Regions from separate parts of the Homo sapiens genome. Here region 1 is linked to region 2. Evidence: read pairs that join two places in POLR2A ChIA-PET (ENCODE). Cell type or tissue: PC-9. All regions are shown on one strand. Each heading gives the region's core, and the rest is flanking DNA. Links, peaks and the distances in the headings are about the cores only. Region 1 overlaps CYB561A3 (cytochrome b561 family member A3). Region 2 has its middle 8.2 kb from the start of SLC15A3.

Region 1 (5,372 bases), core at 200-5,199, 400 kb before region 2:
GGCTGGGTAGCAAATCTCTGAGTTAAGTAGTTGAGTCACAAATCTTCTAGGAGGCTGGTGGCATGATTTTCTCCTGCCAGCTTCATGGAAGCTTTTTCCCTGCAGCCCTTGGACCTTCTTTTCTTTTTTTTTTTTTTTTTTGAGACAGAGTCTCACTCTGTCCCCCAGGCTGGAGAGCAGTGGCGCGATCTCGGCTCACTGCAACGTCCACCTCCAGGGTTCAAGCAATTCTCCTGCCTCAGCCTCCCTGGTAGCTGGAATTACAGGCGTGCGCCACCACACCCAGCACATTTTTGCATTTTCAGTAGAGACGTGGTTTCACCATGTTGGCCAGGCTGGTCTCAAACTCCTGACCTCAGGTGATCCATCCGCGTCGGCCTCCCAAAGTGCTGGGATTACAGGCTTGAGCCACCGAGCCTGGCTGGACCTTCCTTTCTCAGAGATTACTGCCAACTTGGGTCACCTTGTGCATCTTTACCTAAGTAGGTGGACCCCTAGCATGGGGAGAGCTGGCATGGCATGGCTGAGGGCCACTGAGAGGCCTGGGCAGGCACAAGGAACATGAGCTGCATGTTAGTAGTTAGGATGAAGTGCATGACAGCAATGACTAAGAATTCTATGTATATATATATATTTTTAGATGGAGTCTCGCTCAGTCGCCAGGCTGGAGTGCAGTGGCGTGATCGCAGCTCACTGCAACCTCCACCTCCCGGGTTCAAGCGATTTTCCTGCCTCAGCCTACCGAGTAGCTAGCTGGGACTAAAGGCGCGCGCCACCATGCCCAGCTAATTTTTTATTTTTAGTAGAGATGGGGGCGGGGGTTCACCATATTGGCCAGGATGGTCTCGATCTCTTGACCTTATGATCTGCCCGCCTCGGCCTCCCAAAGTGCTAGGATTACAGGTGTGAGCCACCTCACCCAGCCTTTTTTTTTTTTTTTTTTTGAGATGAAGTTTCGCTCTCATTGCTCAGGGTGGAGTGCAATGGCACAATCTTGGCTCATTGCAACCTCTGCCTCCCTGGTTCAAGCAATTCTCCTGCCTCAGCCTCCTGAGTAGCTGGGATTGATTACAGGCGCCCACCACCACTCCTGGCTAATTTTGTATTTTTAGTAGAGACCGGGGTTTCACCATGTTGATCAGTCTGGTCTCGAACTCCTGACCTCAGGTGATCCACCTGCCTCAGCCTCCCAAAGTGCAGGATTACAGGCATAAGCCATCGCGCCCAGCGAAGAATTCTAATACTTGACTTCTACAGTGTGCTACATTCATTTTCTCACTTGATCTGACAACCTGTGGTCAAGGAAGCAGCGTGGGCCTTGAAGCTAAACACACAGGATTTGGAACTCCCCACCCACTCTCACTGGGTCCTCATGCTAATTACTTATCTCTCTCAGCCTTAGTTTCCTCACGGAATAATATGCCTCCCAGGGTTAAGAGGAGTAAATGGGATCTTGTGTGTAAGGCTCTGGTGCTCGTAGCTGGTGTTCGTTATTCTTACTGTTCAAGTATTCTTACTGCCACGCCTTTCTTGCAGGTGAGTCCTGCAAATGTTAAGTGATTTGCTCAAGGTGCCCATTTCGCAGGAATTGGAGCCCAGGCCAGTTCTCTGAGCCTATCATTAGGGCTAAAGGTGAGCAGTCAAATGTTTTACCTCCGTGGGGGCTATTGGCTATTAGCTGCTTCCGAGTGAGGGACCTCAATGCAGGAAGCCACACTGTTGCCTTCTTGGTGTGAGTCCGTGGGACAGGGTGACTGCCTTGATGCCTGGGCCCGTGCTGCCTACATATTAGCTGAAAGCAGGGCCAGTCCTGTGGCTTTGCCCACTCACCTAGCGTTTAAGAGCAACTGCTCAGGGCTTTAAGCATTTGCCATGCCTGAAACCAGAGTTGGTTTCTGGGTTTATCAAGGACTTGTGGAAATCTCAAAATAAATCTCTTGCTTTCTGGACCATGAGTTGTTGCTTCCTCTTTTTTTCTCTGGACTTTCCCCAGAGGAAGAGAAAGCAGAAGTCTCAGGGCTGGAGACAGCTGAGGGGCATCAGCTGGTTCAAGGTGTGGAGTGTGGGCAGTGGAGTGAAGGCCTGGTTACCTCTCCAGTGAAGATTAGCCCCATAGAGCTTACTCTATGGGGAAGAACTTTTCTGACTCCTTCCTGTCTAGGGTAATAGTGGGGTGTTTGCTCTTTTCAGACTGTAATTTTTGCCTTCTTATCTTAGAACCCAAGGCCTGGGTGTTTGCGTAATTTAGCCTGGATTTTGATTCCTGTCCCTTTTTTCCTGGGGGGTATGGGGTGGTAATTCTTTACCTTCTGGTCCTGTGAGGGGAGAGGAATCCCAGGACTCTGGGTCTTGGGCCTTGGCATCTGGCCTTCGCCAGGGCCAGCCATAGCCTTGAGTTTGCTGCTCTGTCTGGGCACTGCCAGGTGCTGGGGTGGGGCCTCAGTCATTGTGACTGAAGATCAGGCCCACCCAGGCATTGAGGCCTCGGGCGGGGGGTGGTGCCCAGGCTGATGCAGGGGAACTGAAGCAAAAAGATTCCATCCCACAGGCCAAGAGCTAAATCAGTGTTACCTCCTTTAGCCAGAGAACTGGGTGCATCTGAGCCAGTGGAGATTTGTGACTTCTCCTTCTTCTAGGAGTGCGTGATCAGAATGGTGTCTGGACGGTTCTACTTGTCCTGCCTGCTGCTGGGGTCCCTGGGCTCTATGTGCATCCTCTTCACTATCTACTGGATGCAGTACTGGCGTGGTGGCTTTGCCTGGAATGGCAGCATCTACATGTTCAACTGGCACCCAGTGCTTATGGTTGCTGGCATGGTGGTATTCTATGGAGGTGGTGAGTAAGAGGTCAGGAAGGGAGGCGGGATAGGGCTCAGGCTGGACAAAGCTGCACTTTCCCTCTCCAAGGCTGGCCTTTGTAAATGTTGGGCTTGGGGCTATGGGGGTAGGGTGGGTTGGGCTGTCTCTGGGCCTAGCTGTCATTTGGGGGAGGAAGGGGTTAAGATGGGGGGCATCTCAGAAGGGTGGCTTCACAAATACTCTAGGGCAGGAGTTGGCAAACTTTCTATAGAGGGTCAGATAAATATTTCAGTTTTGCAAGACAGAATCTGTGTTGCAGTTACTCAGCTCTGCCACTGTATTGTGAGAGCAGCCATAGACAACACATACACACAAGTGTGGATCACGTGTTCCAATAAAGCTTTATTTGCAAACATAGGTAGCGAGCTGGATTTGGCCTTTGAGCTGTAGTGTTTTTTTTTTTTTTTTTTTTCTCTAGACGGAGTCTTGCTGTGTCGCCCAGGCTGGAGTGCAGTGGCGTGATATCGGCTCACTGCAAGCTCCACCTCCCAGGTTTGCGCCATTCTCCTGCCTCAGCCTCCCGAGTAGCTGGGACTACAGGCGCCTGCCACCGTGACCGGCTAATTTTTTTTTGTATTTTTAGTAGAGACAGCGTTTCACCGTGTTAGCCAGGATGGTCTTGATCTCCTGACCTTGTGATCTGCCCACCTCAGCCTCCTGAAGTGCTGGGATTACAGGCTTGAGCCATCATGCCCGACCTGAGCTGTAGTTTTTAACCAGCTCTAGAGAACAGGAGATTGAAGCCTCTCATGGTTTAGTCAGGCCACCGAATGAGGGACTTGCTTGCTCTTCCGGGATCCATCTTTTTTTTTTTTTTCTTTTTTTGAGATGGAGTTTTGCTCTTGTTGCCCAGGCTGGAGTGCAATGGCGTGATCTTGGCTCACTGCAACCTCCGCCTCCTGGGTTCAGGCCATTCTCCTGCCTCAGCCTCCCAAGTACCTGAGATTATAGGTGCCCGCCATCATGCCCAGCTAATTTTTATATTTTTTAGTAGAGATGGGGTTTCACCATGTTGGTCAGGCTGGCCTCGAACTCCTGACCTCAGGTGATCCACCCGCCTCTGCCTCCCAAAGTGCTGGGATTACAGGTGTGAGCCACTGCGCCCAACCTGGGATCCATCTTTGTAATCTTTGTCCCATGCTTTCAAATCTGTGCCTTGGGGCCCTGGTGAGCCTCATTTTCCCCATTTGTAAAATGGCAATACGATGCCATTGATGATAGCAGCTTACCATGTGCAGTTCACATATATCATCCCATTTTGTTCTTACAAGTTTGTGAGGTGGGCTCTGTTATATCCCTTTTACAGATGAGGAAATTGAGAGTTAGACAGGAGAGGCCAGGCCAGGCGTGGTGGCTCACGCCTGTAATCCCAGCACTTTGGGAGACTGAGGTGGGCGGATCATGAGGTCAGGGGATCGAGACCATCCTCGCTAACACAGTGAAACCCCGTCTCTACTAAAAATACAAAAAATTAGCCGGGTATGGTGGCAGGCACCTGTAGTCCCAGCTACTTGGGAGGCTGAGGCAGGAGAATGGCGTGAACCCGGGAGGCGGAGCTTGCAGTGAGCTGAGATTGCGCCGCTGCACTCCAGCCTGGATGATAGAACGAGACTCTGTCTCAAAAAAAAAAAAAAAAAAAAAGAAAGGAGAGGCCAAACAGCTAAGAGGCAGAGCCTGGATTTGGACCTATGTTGCCTGACCTTAGTACCTGTGTTGACAGCCAGCCTCACTTGTGACAATTCAGTTTGATGAAACAATGACTGTCATGATGCTTTTTAGCCTAGAAACTGCAAACAAGCTGAATTTATTATTGTGAAAATAGAATGAGAGGTCCAAGAAACCTGCTTCCCCCCTCCACTTTTTTTTTAGGAGACAGGTTTCCCTCTTTTTCAGGCTAGAGTGCAGTGGGATGATCATAGCTTGCTGCAGCCTTGAACTCTTAGGCTCAAGTGATCCTCCCACCTCAGTCCCCCAAGTAGCTGAGAGAACAGGCATGTGCCACCATGCCCGGATAATATTTTTTATTTTTATTTTTTGTGGACACAGGATCTTGCTATGTTGCCCAGGCTGATCTTGAACTTCTGGCCTCCCAAAGTGCTGACATGAGTCACCGTGCCCAGCCCTCCTCCCTTTTTAATTGGAATCTGTTTATTTATTTATTTCTCTCTGTGGCCCAGGCTAGATTGCAGTGGCATGATCATAGCTCACTGTAACCTCAAACTCCTGGCCTCAAGCAGTCCTCCCACCTTGGCCTCCCAAAAAGTGCTGGAATTACAGGCATGAGCCACCTTGCCTGACCACTCCTCCCTTTTTAACTGGCCCTTCTCTCCTCCCTTCATGGCTGTTATCCCACAAATCATGGGAGGGTAGAAGATGCCGAGGAGTTGATACCAGTGCCCTAGCATTTCCTGTTCCCTTGCTGGGAAGCTGTGTAGGATCCTATCAGGGTTATTCCCTGATGTCTGGGTGAGCTCGAGGGGAGAGGCTGAGCCCTGGCACTACTCTCTCCTGCAG
Region 2 (5,372 bases), core at 202-5,201:
CCATTGTTCTATCTTGTACTTTGAATGGATCTCTTATCCGTGCATGATTTTGTAAAAATATGTCTCAGTCATTGTGGAACATACTGTTCTACAGTCCATTTTTAAAATCCATTGTTCTATCTTGTACTTTGAATGGATCTCTTATCCAGGCATGATTTTGTAATAACATGCCTCAGTTATTGTAGAACATACTGGTTCACAGATGCAGAAGTTATTCAGATCTTCCAAATGTTGACATATTTCGTTACACAGTATCAAAAATCACATTCATTGATATCATCTCTGATCCCATCAGAGAACTTTGAGTATTGGAAAGATGTCAAGATCATGACACGGGTTTTCTAACATTTGAATTTTTACTTAAAAGCTCTGATTTCATCAATGGCAACAAATACTGTCTCTTTCTTTCAAGTGACAGGCTCACTTTATTCATTTTCAAACAATTGTCTGCCAAATTTTTAAGTCTGAATAACCATAGTTTCAAGTAAAAATGGTGTTCCATGGGGGAAAACGTCTAGTTCAGCTGGCAAATCCAAAAATAGCACAAGTGCTTTTTTTCCCAGAGCTACCTTCATACTGTAGTATTCAGCAGGAGTGCTTTTTGCTTACTTCTTATTTGTCACATAGAATAAAGATTGTGCTTTAATAATATTAATAATTTTAACTGCTTCATTGAGGACATTCTTAAATAAAAGAACGCATCCTCTGAATGCATCAGGATGAAAAACTCCAACAGCTACTACTGCAGCTTGATGCCACTGCTATTTTTTTTTTTTTTTTTTTTTTTTTTGGCAAGGTGTCACTCTGTAGCCCAGTCTGGAGTGCAGTGGCGTGATCTTGGCTCACTGAAACCTCCACCTCCCAGGTTTTAATGATTCTCCTGCCTCAGCTTTCTGAGAAGCTGGGATTACAGGCACGTGCAACCATGCCTGGCTAATTTTTGTATATTTAGTAGAGACAGAGTTTAGCCATGTTGGCCAGACTGATCTCAAACTCCTGGCCTCAAATGAACTGCCTGCCACAGCCTCCCAAAGTGTTGGGATTACAGGCGTGAGCCACCGTGCCCAGCCTGGCGCCAAGGCTTTGATTCATGTGAAGGCACAAGTGGTTTTACTCATCATTGCTTTTGCTCCAGGCAAATTATGTCAGTGAAAAAGGCAAATTGTATCTTTATGTTTATATGCAAATAATTTTGAACTCGTGGACCACTGAAAGGGTTTCAGGGATCCTTAGGGGTTCATGAACCTCACTTTGAGAAGGGAGAGAAGAACCATGGTGCTCAGAGCTGAAACTTAGCATCTTGAATATCCGACCTAGTTCTTCTCCTAAGCATTACTTGAGACACGTAAGCTCTCTTCAAGGGGCAGCCCAGCTCTCTGTTCCCCCTTATGTATAGGATTCCAAGGTGCCTGATCAGTTTCCATTGAAGTGTGGTGTCCACTGAACCCAACACTCTATGAAGGAACTAATCAGTCTGGGGTCTAGCAGAGTGAGGTCCCTGATACCAAATTTAACCTTTATTATAACAATCAAAGCCTCCGAACTACATTAGAGGAATTCTGGAAAATTAGGAAAAGAAAAAAAGTCACCTATAGTCACACTACCTTGACAACCACTGTCATGCTGTAGCCTAGGGTGGCCTAAAGGTTGACTCATCCTGAACTTCTTGTTGTTGAAAAAATCCCAGGGCTATTTTTTTGTCTTGATGCTGCTAAGCCACATCATTCTGGCCCTTTCCAGTTGGGTCTTAGGTTCCCAAGAGGGGGACCTGATATTCAGATCTATCCACTTCATTCATATAGAGCTCCCCTGTCAGTGGTCCAGAACCCATTGCCCAATTGGACTAACCCTTCTAGCTTCATGTGATCTGCACATAGAATGCATCCATGTCAATGGCTCTTTCCTAAATTCCCTGTTGAGGCTTAGAAAATGATACCCCAAATAAAGTCCTCCACAGTAGCCTCAGAAGCAACCATTTTTCTCTAACCTTCTGCCCTCAAGTCTCTCAGTCCCATGCTCCCCCAAGATTAGCCATAGAAACTGGAATCCCTCTTCTCCAAGGCAGGTAGAAACAGAACCCTTTTCCCCCAAAGTCAGCCATAAAACCTAATTATATTACTCTACTCTAAGTTTCCCTCCACCTTTCTGTATAAAAACTGGCCATAAAGAAATTTTCTTGGTTTCGGCTTTGTTTGACTCTATGTAGGTTGTAAGACTCCCATTCCAGAGAGAGCCCCGTCCTACCCCCAGAAGGAAGGAATGCAGCACAGAGAGGCCAAAAAGAATCTAGAACCTGGGATACCAAGAAGAATCTAGAACCCAGGATACCTAGAAGAATCTAGCCAGACAGGCCTTGTTTGACTGTATGTAGGTCATAAGACTCCCATTCCAGCGAGAGTCCTGTCCTACACCCAGAAGGAAGGAATGCAGCACAGAGAGGCCAGGAAGAATCTAGACAGACGGGCCTTGCTAGGTTTCCCCACTCAGTCCGTTAGCATTAGATCATACCCTTAGGGAGCCTGGATAGCTCAGTCGGTAGAGCATTAGATCATACGCTTTTTGTTCAATTCTGTATCTACACGGCTGTCCACACTTTGCTGAACCTAAGCATCAAAGTGGACAAGTTCCCTCGTCTCTTTGGGTATTCACTCTGTAGGCTCCCATGTACACACATTAAATACATCTGTATGCTTTTTCTCCTATTTATATGCCTCTTCTCTGAGATTTTTCAGTGAAACTTCAGAGGGCAAAAGGGAAGTTTCCCCTTGGTGCCCCCACACCCCATGGGAATCTTGGATTATAGCTCTTGATGGTGAAACCACCGGCACTGATGATGCATCCCTTCTGTATTAGTTTTCTAGGCTGCTGTAACAAATTACTACAGACACGGTGGTTTAAAACATCAGAAATGTCTTCTCTCACAATTCTGGAGGCTGGAAGTCTAAAATGAAGGTGTTGACAGGGCTGCTTTCCCTCAAGAGTCACTAGGGGAGAATCTGTTCCTGCCCTCTTTTACCTCCTGGTGGCAGTGGGAGTTCCCTGGCATCCCTTGGCTTGTGGCTTCTCTTCTATGAGGGTCTATCCAATCTCACTCTGCCTTTCTCTTGTTCGGGCACTTGATATTTTAATTTTTTCCCAAACCTCTTGTGTCACTTCATAGGGCATTTCTGACAGCTGTTAGGGTCCATCTCAATAGTCAAGAATAAGCTCCCTTCTTCAAGATCTTTAATTTAAGCAAATATTTCACCCTACGAGGTAATATTCACAGGTTTCAGGGATTAGGATGTGGACATATACTTTCATGGGGGAGGCACCATTCAGCAGACATTTATTTGTAGCAGCAGTTTTCAGCGAGGAATAATTTTGCCCCCAGGGGATGTTTGGTAATGTCTAAGACATTTTTCAGTTGTCACAACTGTGGGGGATGGAGTGCAGCAAGCATCTGTGAATAGAGGCCAGGAACGCTGTTGAACACGCTACAGTTCACAGCACAGCTCCCCACAGCAAAGAAGTATCTAGTCCAGAGTGCCAGTGGTGTCGATGTTGAGAAATTCTGACTTACAGTAAATTAGTATTATAGTATACACTATCCGAAAAGCAACTGCTGTCATCCCTGTCTCTAACTCTTTTTCATTATCGCCTTTATTACGTATGACATTAAATCTATTCTATCCCATATTTATTTGCTTGTTGTCTCTTTCCCATCCCAAGGGCAGAGATGTTTGTCTGTTTCATTCACTGTTGTGTCCTCAGCACCTTGAATAGCACTCAGCACATTGTGAGCATTCTCAATATTTACTCAATTTATTAGTTAATAACGGTGCAGATATTTCCTCTCTCTCTCTCTCTCTTTCTCTCTCTCTGTCTGTCTGTCTCCAGGGTCTTGCTGTGTCACCCGGGCTGAAATGCAATGGCACAATCATGGCTCAATGCAGCCTTGACCACCTAGGCTCAAGAGATCCTCCCACCTCAGCCTCCTGCCTGGCTAATTTTTAAATTTTTTATAGAGATGGAGTTTTTATTTTATCTTATTTTTTGAGATGGAGTCTCGTTCTGTCACCCAGGCTGGAGTGCAGTGGCACAATCTCAGCTCACTGCAACCTCCACCTCCTGGATTCAAGCGATTCTCCTGTCTCAGCCTCCCCAGTAGCTGGGATTACAGATACACGCCACCACACCCGGCTAATTTTTGTATTTTTAGTAGAGACAGGGTTTCACCATATTTGTCAGACTGGTCTCGAACTCCTGACCTCAGGTGATCCACCCTCCTCGGCCTCCCAAAGTGCTGGGATTACAGGCGTGAGCTACCGCACCGCACCAGGCCTGAGTTGGAGTGTTGCCAATTTGCCCAGGCCAATCTCGATCTCCTGGGCTCAAGCGATCCTCTCGCCTTCATCTCCCAAAGCTCTGGGGTTATAGGCATGAGCTACCACGCCTGGCAGGTACAGACATTTCTTGAGCCCTTACTCTATGCCAGCCACCATGCTGGGTTATTATCTCTTTTTGATACTCACCAAAACCCCTCTACGTTAAGTATAATTTTTCTCCTCCATTTCTCAGATAAAGAAACTGAAGAGGTTAAGTTATTGCTGAAGATCACACAGCTCTTAAGAGGTCAAACCAGGGCCCTTTCTCTGGTGACCCAACTCCAGAGTATTCCCTTGGAGAGGATGTGACTTCTAGGTACCAGGCATGGTGCCAGGCACTGAAACAGAGAGGAAGAAAACACGAGCCCTGTCTTCAAAAAGTCACTAGTCCAGTGAGAGAAACAGGCAAGTAAGCAGGCTCGTGTGACATGAGTTGCCGCGAGGGATGATGAGGGAGAACTGTTATAGGCTGGATGTTTGTCCCCTCAATCTCATGCTGAAATGTAATCCCTAGTTTTGGAGGTGGGGTCTGACAGGAGGTGATTTGATCGTTGTAGCAGATCCTTATGAATGGCTCATCACCATCCCCATCCCTTATGGTAATAGGGAGTTCTTGCTCTGTTAGTTTATGGGAGATCTGGTTGTTTAAAAGACTCTGGGGTCTCCCCCTTCTCTCTCTTGTTCTCTTTGTCGCCATGTGACATGCTGGCTCCCCTTTGCCTTCCATCATGATTGCAAGCTTCCTGAGGCCTCACCAGAAGCAGATGCTGGCACTATGCTTCTTATGCAGCCTGCAGAACCATGAGCCAATTAAACCTCTTTTCTTTTTCTTCTTCTTCTTCTTTTTTTTTTTTTTTTGAGACAGAGTTTTGCTCTGTCTCCCAGGCTGGAGTGCAGTAGCACAATCTTGGCTCACTGTAACTTCCACCTCCCAGGTTCAAGCAGTTCTCCTGCCTCAGTCTCCTGAGTAGCTGGGATTACAGGTGCCCGCCACCACACCCGGCT

Evidence for each region. Peaks named below come from ENCODE experiments on the same cell type or tissue, not always from the same donor. Only the 100,000 strongest peaks of a DNase experiment are listed, where the experiment ranks them.
Region 1: POLR2A ChIA-PET joins it to region 2 with 11 read pairs; 3 of 35 experiments call an interaction of 5 or more read pairs at or near these places.

Annotation. Positions count from the first base shown.
Region 1 is chr11:61,353,993-61,359,364 of GRCh38, reverse strand. CYB561A3 (cytochrome b561 family member A3) reads left to right here. Exons shown (of 7, transcript NM_153611.6): 2 at 1,537-1,632; 3 at 2,637-2,835. The coding sequence starts at 2,652. Among named protein-coding and RNA genes, the nearest start is that of CYB561A3, 5.2 kb to the left of the region's middle. In PC-9, for the core only: no CTCF peak of the experiment used is centred there; no DNase peak of the experiment used is centred there.
Region 2 is chr11:60,957,678-60,963,049 of GRCh38, reverse strand. No RefSeq gene overlaps it. Among named protein-coding and RNA genes, the nearest start is that of SLC15A3, 8.2 kb to the right of the region's middle. In PC-9, for the core only: no CTCF peak of the experiment used is centred there; a DNase peak (open chromatin) is centred at 2,399; H3K27me3 peaks cover 1,004 bases.